Linked DNA regions of Homo sapiens: regions 1 and 3 are each linked to region 2. A link is a contact called in ENCODE Hi-C or POLR2A ChIA-PET data. All regions are on one chromosome and are shown on one strand. Each heading gives the region's core, a stretch centred on a gene start or an enhancer-like site at or near the end of the contact. The rest is flanking DNA. Distances are from core to core; before and after follow the strand shown.

What was found. Hi-C counts contacts between places; a loop is a spot of excess contacts on that map. ChIA-PET counts read pairs that join two places held with the same protein, here RNA polymerase II (POLR2A). Pooled maps may share reads with other maps.
Region 1: a loop to region 2 is called in a pooled map, with 2.9 times the contacts of the local background. The contact joins the promoter of FN3K here to the promoter of NARF-AS2 in region 2. A Hi-C loop is called at or near these places in 4 of 50 pooled maps. POLR2A ChIA-PET finds 5 or more read pairs at or near these places in 4 of 52 experiments (AG04449, H1, HEK293 and 1 more).
Region 3: a map of endothelial cell of umbilical vein shows a loop between it and region 2 (3-fold over the local background). The contact joins the promoter of ZNF750 here to the promoter of NARF-AS2 in region 2. A Hi-C loop is called at or near these places in 1 of 168 maps with a recorded cell type or tissue (endothelial cell of umbilical vein) and 1 of 50 pooled maps.

Annotation. Positions count from the first base shown.
Region 1 is chr17:82,734,006-82,737,290 of GRCh38, forward strand. FN3K (fructosamine 3 kinase) reads left to right here and starts at 1,610. Exons shown (of 6, transcript NM_022158.4): 1 at 1,610-1,772. The coding sequence starts at 1,632. RefSeq lists enhancers at 641-1,353, 2,066-2,778, 2,779-3,285.
Region 2 is chr17:82,457,269-82,460,493 of GRCh38, forward strand. It overlaps NARF-AS2 (NARF antisense RNA 2), which reads right to left and starts at 1,251. Exons shown (of 3, transcript NR_184099.1): 1 at 405-1,251; 2 at 170-280. It overlaps NARF (nuclear prelamin A recognition factor), which reads left to right and starts at 1,473. Exons shown (of 11, transcript NM_012336.4): 1 at 1,473-1,562; 2 at 2,724-2,804. The coding sequence starts at 1,536. RefSeq lists enhancers at 812-961, 1,395-2,227 and a silencer at 992-1,811.
Region 3 is chr17:82,837,987-82,841,488 of GRCh38, forward strand. ZNF750 (zinc finger protein 750) reads right to left here and starts at 2,036. Exons shown (of 3, transcript NM_024702.3): 1 at 1,941-2,036. All of the region lies in intron 13 of TBCD (tubulin folding cofactor D), which reads left to right. RefSeq lists an enhancer at 1-68.

The sequences.
Region 1 (3,285 bases), core at 360-2,859, 280 kb after region 2:
GCGGGGCGTGGTGACGCGTGCCTGTAATCCCAGCTACTCAGGAAGCTGAGGTAGGAGAATCGCTTGAACCCGGGAGGTGGAGGTTGCAGTGAGCCGAGATTGCACTTCAGCCTGGGTGACAGAGCAAGACCCTGTTTCAAAAAAAAAAAAGAGGTGGCTGCGGATCCCCTTGCCTTGATTGCGGCTTTGGAGACCGATGGAAGGAGGTGGAAATGATGGTGTGTGGCTTCTGAGGCCAGGTCAGAAAAGGCCTTTGCTTCTGCCAGCTCTCTGGGAGCTCTGGCTCTCCCAGTGCTCACTCTTGGAACCTGGCCTCCATGTTCAGGGAAGCTCAGGCCACACCAGGAGGCCACATGGACATGTCCTGCTTGACAGTGACCGCTAAGCCCAGGTTCCAGTGATCCTGGCCGAGGTGCCAGATGTAGGAGTTAAGGAGCCTCCCGATGACCCCAGCCCAGCTGAGCAAGTGGGCAGGACCGCGGGGATAGGCAGCTCCCAAAGGCTCCCTCCCCGCGGCAGGACCCCTGCATCTCTGTGGGAAAAGACAATTGTTGGGGCCCTAAAAAAAACAGATTTATTGATTAAAACCTCATGCATGGCCGGGCGTGGTGGTTCACGGCTGTAATCCCAGCACTTTGGGAGGCTGAGGCACGCAGGTCACCTGGCCAACATGGGGAAACCCCATGTCTACTAAAACTACAAAATGTAGCTGGGCAGGCCGGGCCGGTGGCTTGACGCCTGTAATCCCAGCACTTTGGGAGGCCGAGCGGGTGGATCACGAGGTTAGGAGATTGAGACCATCCTGGCTCACAGGGTGAAACCCTGTCTCCACTAAAACATACAAAAATATTAGCCGGGCGTGGTGGCGGGCGCCTGTAGTCCCAGCTACTCGGGAGGCTGAGGCAGGAGAATGGCTTGAACCCGGGAGGCGGAGCTTGCAGTGAGCCGAGATCGCGCCACTGCACTGCAGCCTGGGAGACAGAGACTCCATCTCTTAAAAACACAAAAAACAAACAATAAAAAAACCTCACGTCAAATGACTTCAGCACGGACTGGGCTCAGGTGCGCACCTGCTCGTGTGCACGCGTGTGTACCCACGTGTATGCATGCATGGGCGCGCGTGGGCATTCCTGTGTCTCAAGTCCCTTTCCCAGGACATCCTGGAATCAGCAGCCCCACCCTGGGCCGGGTCAGCGCGTGCCATCGGAGCCCCCACGTCAGCCTCTCTCTCCGATCGGCACCTGGCGTCCCAGTGCGCAAGCCCCACGTCATCACGGGGGCCGCTGGGCCCGGCCTGGTCTGCAGTGTGGGAAGCCGGCCAGGCCTGTGACCAGCGCCCGGGCCGAGGGCCGGACCTGCGTCCGCTGCGGGGCAGGGATACCGGGTCCCTGCAGGGAGCTCAAGCCCCAGCGCGCCCGCGAAGAGCTGCGCGGACTCCCGGCTGCTTCCCCCGAATCCCGGGCGCAGGAAGCGCGAAGCCGGACGAACGCGGGGAGCGCGCGGCGAGCCCGCCTGAGGCCGCCCCTCCCGCCGCCCGGGGTCACGCGCCGCGCGCTCCCGCCCCGCCCCGCCCCGCAGCGCCTCAGCCGACAGGGGCTTCCGAGCGAGCAGAGTCCCGCGCCCCGCACTCCATGGAGCAGCTGCTGCGCGCCGAGCTGCGCACCGCGACCCTGCGGGCCTTCGGCGGCCCCGGCGCCGGCTGCATCAGCGAGGGCCGAGCCTACGACACGGACGCAGGCCCAGTGTTCGTCAAAGTCAACCGCAGGACGCAGGTGCTGGCCCGTGCGCAGGCGGGGGCTCTGCGGGTCTCTGCGGGGCCTGGGAAGGCGGAGGGGTCGGGGGCAGGCGCATTTCCTGGGGCTGGGCCTGGGGAGGGGTCAGCTTTGGCCCTTGGGAGGTGGCACCTGCTGGGTGAGCCCGGCTCAAGCGTTCTGTGAAGGTTTGTGTCTGCACGATCCGTGACCTTCCTTTGGCCTCCATGCGCAGCGCACAGGCTTCTAGGGGTGGTTTTAACTTTCCTATCCAGCAAGCGTCGGGGGATGTGAGGCTTGGGGTCCTTGGCTCAGCTCTGGGCCGCCCCTCTCAGCCCACCGTCCTCCTGGCAGTGGGAAAGAAGCAGAGACATGGCTGGGCCCCTGGCAGGGACCCCACGGGCCAGGCCAGCGTTCTCCTTCCCACAGGCCTTGTCTGTGTTTAGACCTGATTTCTATCTCCTGCTGAAAATAGTTCTGTTTAAGAATGTATGGAAGGCCGGGCGCGGTGGTTCACACCTGTAATCCCATCACTTTGGGAGGCCGAGGTGAGTGGATCCCTGAGGTCAGGAGTTCGAGACCATCCTGGCCAACATGGTGAAACCCCGTCTCTACCAAAAAATGCAATAATTAGCCGGATGTGGTGCCACTGGCCTGTAATCCCAGCTACTCGGGAGGCTGAGGCAGGAGAATTGCTTGAACCCAGGAGATGGAGGTTGCAGTGAGCCAAGATCGCGCCATTGCACTCCAGCCTGGGCAACAAGAGGGAAACTCCGTCTCAAAAAAAAAAAAGTATGGAAAATGTTAACGGAGGAAGTGGAGAAGGTTAGCTTCAGCCTTGAGAGCCGGCAGGTGGAGAAAGGCAGGCCTGGGTGCCCTCCCGGCCCGAGTGGGCTCAGAAGGCCCTGCACACTCTGGTGGGGGAGCTCTCTGAGGGGCAGCAGGGGTCCTGGTGGGGAGTGCTGGCAGGAGGAACACCAGAGCCATGCAGCCTGGGCGTGCGATCGGATCCTCCGGCATCACCTGCTCTGCCGGCTCAGAACCAAATCCCTCAAAGTGGGGAGTCCTACTCACAGGGAAGCAGTTTTTGGTTCAGGCTTCCCACGGGCTCTGGGAAACTTCCTCAGCTGGTCCTGAAAGCTCTGCAGGGTGAGACCCCTCCTTCCCTCCCACCCCCACGAGGGGCCGGCACATAGTAGCTGCTCAGTCCATGCATAAGAGCAGGTGATGCTGGGGCCCCTGGGGCTTAGCAGCCCCAAGGCCGGGAGTTCCTGGCCTGGTGCATGGGGGGCTCGCCCTGGAGCAGGGCTGGGGTGTGCCGGCCGCCCTCCCACCTGTGGACACTCACACCCACCCTCGGTGCAGGCTGGCCAGGGCTGCCAGGCTGGGGAGGCTGTGCCTGGGCTTTCCCTGGGGTACTTTGAAGGAAAGGGCGTTCTGTTCGTGTGCACCAGCAGATGCTTTGGTCTCATTCATGAGGTTTGATTTTTTTAAACATGCAGTCCTACACTTTGGGCGACTGAGGAAAGGTGGA
Region 2 (3,225 bases), core at 1-2,500:
GGGTGGCCATTCTGACAGACAGGGAAGCACTGCCTCTGGCCAGAAGCCAGAAACAGACACTTCCAGGGAGGGGCAAAGGGAACAGGAATCTATGAGGTGCAGTGTGTAAATATACATATTTATCAAGCTACAGGAGAAGTCATGAATATTTTTGAAGAGAGAAACATACACAAACACAATGAAGCTTCAGGCCCCTTCACGAGGGTCATGTCATCTCACCAGAACCACTCCATGGTCAGTGTCTCTTATCAGTAAGGAATACTGGTCAATTGGGCCGAAACTGCAAATGAGAGAGTTGTTATCAGCGGTGGAGTCTTTCGAAAGCGCTGGTTTCCGTTAAGCTCTTAGCCAAGAAAACCTAATGGTAGTTAGCCAAGGGTTGGCCTTAATAACAGGTGTCTCACCTCCCATCTGTCATGGCTGAGAACTGCCTTCAAGGCAACCCTGGGATCTCCTTAGCCAGTAGGGGGTTCGTGTAGTCAGTTGGGGGTCTTTGGATTTCATTTTCATTTCTCAGAGGACAGGAAGGAAGGCTCTAACATGGGGAATCCTGAGAACTGCTGCTGTCTGTTAAATACGCCTACAAGTTATTTTTCTTATGTCACACTCTCCCAGACATGTTCTTACTTCTCATTTCTGATTTCTGTAATACACACACACTGATTTCATAAAACGTTTATGAGTCCAACACTTCCATTATAGCCCTGTATCAATGTTTTGCTTAGCTGAAATCAATTTCTTGGAGGAGTAAGTGTTATCTTTACTTTGTAAGCTGTAAGGGCCCAAATCAATGTACTTGGTAAAACTATCCATAGTGAACACACGCAAATGTCAAATGGCCATCATTTAGCATCTGCCCTCGGGCTTCCGGGTCCATCACGTGGTTACTGACAGGCAGGCCGCGCATGCGCGCTGCTACTCCGCCGAGCCTACGTGACACGACGTCAAGTGGCAATGGCGGCGGACGAGGGCTGTGCCCCCGGCCCGCCCCGTTAGGAGCCGCGAGTAAGGCGAGTGTCCAACGCCGAGCTGGCTGACAGAGCCCGGCCGCGGCCTCCGCGGGCCCAGGGGCCTCCAGGCCCCGTGACCACCGGACCGAGCACCCTGGAACGGCCCCAGCTTGGCCTCGGGACAGTCCGCGCGCTCACCGACTCCCTGGTGAACGCCGCTTGGCCGCCGCCGCCGCCGCAGGACCCACGAGAAGCGGAAACCGGCGCAAGGACCCGGTCCCCCCGGCGCCGTACGTGGAGTGAGCCTGCGGTCCGCCCCGCGCGCTCCGATTGGCTCTGGGGCCTGGCCCGCCCCTTCCCGACACTGTCATTGGCCTAGGCAAAGCCGTAAGGGTGGGGAATCCTATTGGCCCAGGGGTGCGGCTTGTCCTCTCCCGGTGCTCTCATTGGCCGAGCGCGGCCGTTGGGGGTGAGGCCGCGTCGGGGGAGGACAACAAAGGGCCGCGGGCGGCGGGCAGTGGTGTCCCAGTCTCCCGGTGCTTCCCTGAGGCTGAGGCGCCCGGCCTCCCGCCCGCCGCGCTCCAGATGAAGTGTGAGCACTGCACGCGCAAGGTGAGCGCCGCGGGCCGGGGAGGCGCGCGCCTGGTGCTTGTCCTGTGGGGCTCTGGGCGGCCGAGGTTGGCGGTCCGGGCCCGCCGCTCGCTCGCTTCAGGGCTCTTCAAGGCGCCCCCGGCCTCGGCACCCTGGGCCCGCTCGGCGTGGAGGCGGCCGGCGCGGGGTCCGCTGCGCTCTGCAGGGCGGGTTCGGTCTTCGCGGTTCTCCCTGAACTTGTCCATCTTTCCCACGCCCGCGAAGCGCGGAAACGCACGGAGACCGAGCCTCTCGTGCCGCGCACCACAGTCCGAGTAAACAGCGGTCGTGGCGGGAATGATCAGAAGCGTTTCGAGAGGGTTTTAGGCGTTTTCGAACCTGCCCCTCTGAGGGTCACCGAGCAGCCGGTGCAGGGGCGGAAGCGGGTGACGGCTGCTGACCGGCGCCTTCCGCGGTTGTCTCCAGGCCATGGCAACAACCGCGCAGCGCACGCAGGGGGGTTTTGTAGCTGTTATTGCCGGAATGGGCTCCTGTGGATGCTGCTCTGTGGCTGGCACTTCTGCGCGTGACGCCGTGGCAGGAGGCTTCCTAACATTCCATGGGTCGTTCATCCCCGGTGGTGGCTGCGTCCTATTCTAAGTACACCTGTGTCCAGGGGAATTCGCCTGTGGGGTGAAGGCTACAGTTGCTTCTGCTTTTTTATTATTGTAAACAATAGAGATGTGTGTGTGTCCTTCAGTACCTGTTTCACTAGAAGGGTTAGAAGGATAGAAGGCCAGGCACGGTGGCTCAAGCCTGTTATCCCAGCACCTTGGGAGGGGAGGCCGAGGCGGGTGGATCACCTGAGGTCAGCAGTTCAAGACCATCGTGGCCAACATGGCGAAACCCAGTCTCTACTAAAAATATAAAATTAGCTGGGTGTGGTGGCGCACACCTGTAATCCCAGCTACTCAGAAGGCCGAGGCAGGAGAATCGCTTGAACCCGGGAGGTGGAGGCTGCAGTGAGCCGAGATTGCGCCCCTGCACTCCAGCCTGGGTGAGAGCGAGACTCCGTCTAAAAAAATAAATAAATAAACTAAAAGAAAGGATAGAAATACATGAGCTTCATTGGTCAGAATGTGCACATTTTCTTAAGGGAGACGAAGTAAAAGTTCATTGATAATGTTCCTTTGCTTTTTTAAGGAATGTAGTAAGAAAACAAAAACTGATGACCAAGAGAATGTGTCAGCCGATGCACCGAGTCCAGCCCAGGAAAATGGAGAGGCAAGTAGATTTTTCAGTTTTGTATCAGCCCAGAGTAAACTACTGCTGCTGTTTTTCTCTTTGGGGGCTCACAGCACCGTGCACATCACTGCTTTAAAGAAGACTGAAGTACGCGGGCATGGTGGCTCACGCCTGGAATCCCAGCACTTTGGGAGGCCGAGGTGGACGGATCACTTGAGGTCAGGAGTTTGAGACCAGCCTGGCCAACATGGTGAAACCTTATCTCTGCTAAAAATACAAAAATTATCCAGGTATGGTGGTGTACGCCTGTAATCCCAGCTACTCAGGAGGCTGAGGCAGGAGAATTGCTTGACCCTGGAAGACAGAGGTTGCAGTGAGCTGAGATTGTACCACTGTACTTCAGCCTGGGCAACAGAGTGAGACTCTGTCCCAAAAAAAAGACTGAAATAGGCCAGGCGTG
Region 3 (3,502 bases), core at 786-3,285, 380 kb after region 2:
CAGATGCCACTCTGTGCCTTTCTAAATATTTTAAATGTTGTGTGCTCAGCCGATGCACTTGGCTTCTGGAAAGTGCGCTGAGCTGAGAGCTCGCTTCTCTTCCTGCTCAACGTGCACTGGGCCGGGTGTTGGGGCGTAGCTGCCCACACAGACAGTGCTTTGAAGAGTGAGTGGTTTCGGTTGGCCATGGGGTTGTGTCTAAATTGCCAATATACTGTCTTTCCAAAGGTTCCTAAGTGTGGACAGTTAATGCAGCAGACAGTTGTTAGGGTAATAGTGAGAAGTTGGGATGCTTAACAAGCTTCTAAGGAGTTTGAACTTTGAAAAATAGACAAGAGAAAGAGTTCTTAAAAAAAAAAACTTTGATAGGACACAGCGGAAGTAATTACAGTTTAACTTTATGGGACGTTTCTGTGACAGGCTGGGTAACTATGCTTGTCATGCGTCCTAACCTGTGCCCTGAGATTGTGCTGTAATGTTCCTTTTGGTGGTGTCCAGCTGTCTGGCAAGGAGCCTGCTCGGCTGGAGCATTGTGAAGGGCATGCTGTAATTACAATATTGTGATGTGGCGTTGTTGCATAACTCAAGGACACACCATTGTCGCCTACCCACTGTGATGTCGCAAGAACGAGATTTGTGAGTTTTACTCCAATTGAGCTTTTCCAGTGATTGACTGCCACTCCCTCCCAGCCTTTCGGTTCTTTAAAATGAAAGATAAACCTCAGGACAACCAAGACCTGGGGAAAAGACAGTCTTTGGGAATGTAATTTGGAAGAATGGATCCAGAAAAACAACCAGGGGCTCTTAACTCTAGTTTCGGCAGGAGATCCCGAGTTACAGACCTGAGCTCGTAAACAAACGCTCACCACTTTACAGTCGCCGCCTCATCCTGAAACTCCGGTCAGAAATGCTGGAAGGCCTTTGCTAATGCGCAGTGAAAATTAGGGGCACAGATGTGGACGGACTGTGCTTGGTCAGTAATTGTTCTCCTCCAAATCAAGTTTATGAGAAATTTCATATAAGGAAAAAAACCCTTTTGTATCTGTGTCTATATGTACAGAAGACCTTAACAACCAAACAGAAACTTAACCCCTTTGGTTTGGTTTTGTTTTCGAAAGCTTATGCCCAATTTTAAACTTCATGTAAGCTTATGTACTTATTTTAAACTTTAAAACTATTAAAAGTTAAACTAGATAGTAAATTCGGCACTGTCTAATGTGCATACACCACAAACATATAACCCTAAATTCAGCTGTGTCTAATGTGTATACACCACACATATATATAACCCTAAATTCAGCCTGATGTACTTATACCACACATATATAACCCTAAATTCAGCCTAATGTACATATACCACACACACATATATATAACCCTAAATTCAGCCTAATGTACATACACCACACATATATATAACCCTAAATTCAGCCCTAATGTACATACACCACACATATATAACCCTAAATTCAGCCTAATGTACATACACCACACATATATATAACCCTAAATTCAGCCCTAATGTACATACACCACACATATAACCCTAAATTCACCCTAATGTACATACACCACACATATATATATGACCCTTACCTCTTGTTAGCATTTATTGTAGTTTGTTTTTGAGGTTAGGAGCAGTTAAGCAATAATATGAATTTGTGTTGGTTTAACTTTTATGAATTTTAGGGCAGAACAAGGAGTTAATTTCCAGATAAGCTTGTTCATGTTCTTAGAATAAAGTGTCAGCCTCATTAGAAGTTTTGTAATCGTGGTCTGCATCCCAGCCATGCACCTGCTGGGTCCTGAGTAATCCTCGGAGCCCAGAGCAAGGCAGAGCAGACACGGAGCAAACGCTGCGTTCAGCTGGGTATTTTAGATACGTCTGAGAAGAGTTTTAAAATAAAACTTGAATTTGAAAAGAAATAGTGAGTACTTACCAGAGGTGGGCAGTGCTGGGATGTGGCCGGTCTTGGTGCCGGTGGCTGGCGGTGCTCAGGAAGCAGTACCTGTTCTCACGCTTGCTGGGTGAAACTGGAGCCTGCTGTTCCAGTGGGAGGGATTTAAGTGTAGGAGTTGAGCCCTCGGGGCGTAGAGATGCACCTGATATTCCTCCTGCCCGCAGCTACGATTCATGTGTTTGCACCCACCGAGCTGCTGCGGGCAGCCTCCCCAGCACTGGACCCAGCAAGCAAGTTATCTCGCCGACTCCCAGCGCTGTCTCCAGACTCAACTGTCTGTGAGTGCGGCGTCGGTGCTGCCTGGACGGCCATATGTCAGAGGGCTTTCGATGTGTCCGCAGTTAGAATAGAGATTACTATATTCATCAGAATCACACCCGATGAATATTTGGCGTCATGATAAAGACATGTGAGACTTTCCTTTAGAACTTGAGCATGTGTACGCAGGAGGCAAACACTTGGATTGATTCTCAAGCGCGCATACCCTGGGAGGCACAGTATTCATGGCGTCCTTGCCATGAGGTCCAGTGAGGCCTTTGAGGATCTGTGGACCTTCCACCCTCTACCCTGCTCCTGAGAGTCTCTGTCCCTGGTCCTCCTCAGGAGCTGAGCCGGCAGGGAGGGAGCTTATCCCAGAGCCTGGCTGCAGGGACCTGCCGGAGCTTGCCCGACACCAGGCACCGCAAGAGCTGCGGAGCAGGGTGTGTGGGTGCGGGGGAGGGGGCCAGCTGTGCACTCCCGCAAACCACCCTCCCCCCACTTTAAATTGCAGAGGCACTTAACTTGGGGGCCAGTTTTTACCTCCACACCCCCCCACCAAAACTGCTTGCTTGCTTAATCGGAGGCCGCACCCCAGTTGTAGCGAAGGCTGGCATGTGGTGTCGGTTTGAGGACTGGGAAAGGAGGTGGGATGAGCTGGTGTCAGGCCCTTGGATGAGCCTGAGGCTGCAGGGCAGAGGCTGCAGGGCTGTGGCATAGGGACGAGCTGGCCAGGACAGACAAACTGGTTTTTTTTTTTTTTTTTTTTTTTTTTTTTGAGACAGAGTTTCACTGTTGCTGCCCAGGCTGGAGTGCAATGGCATGATCTTGGCTCACTGCGTTTCTCCTGCCTCAGCCTCCCGAGTAGCTGGGACTACAGGCGCCTGCCACCACGCCCGGCTAATTTTTTGTATTTTTAGTAGAGATGGGGTTTCACCGTGTTAGCCAGGATGGTCTTGATCTCCTGACCTTGTGATCCACCCACGTCGGCCTCCCAAAGTGCTTGGATTACAGGTGTGAGCCACTGCACCCGGTCTGTTTTTTTGTTTTTGTTATTTTTTTCCTTAAGACTTAAGATTTTACATGGCTTTGCGTTTACTTTTATATTTAATTCCTTTTTTTTTTCTTTTGAGACAGGGTCTTGCCCTGTCACCCAAGCTGGAGTGCAGTGGTGCGATCACGGTTCACTGTAGCCTCAACCTCCTGGACTCGAGTGATCCTCCCGCCTCAGTCTCCCCAGTAGCTGGGACTACAGGCACGGTCACTATGCCTGGAGAATTTTT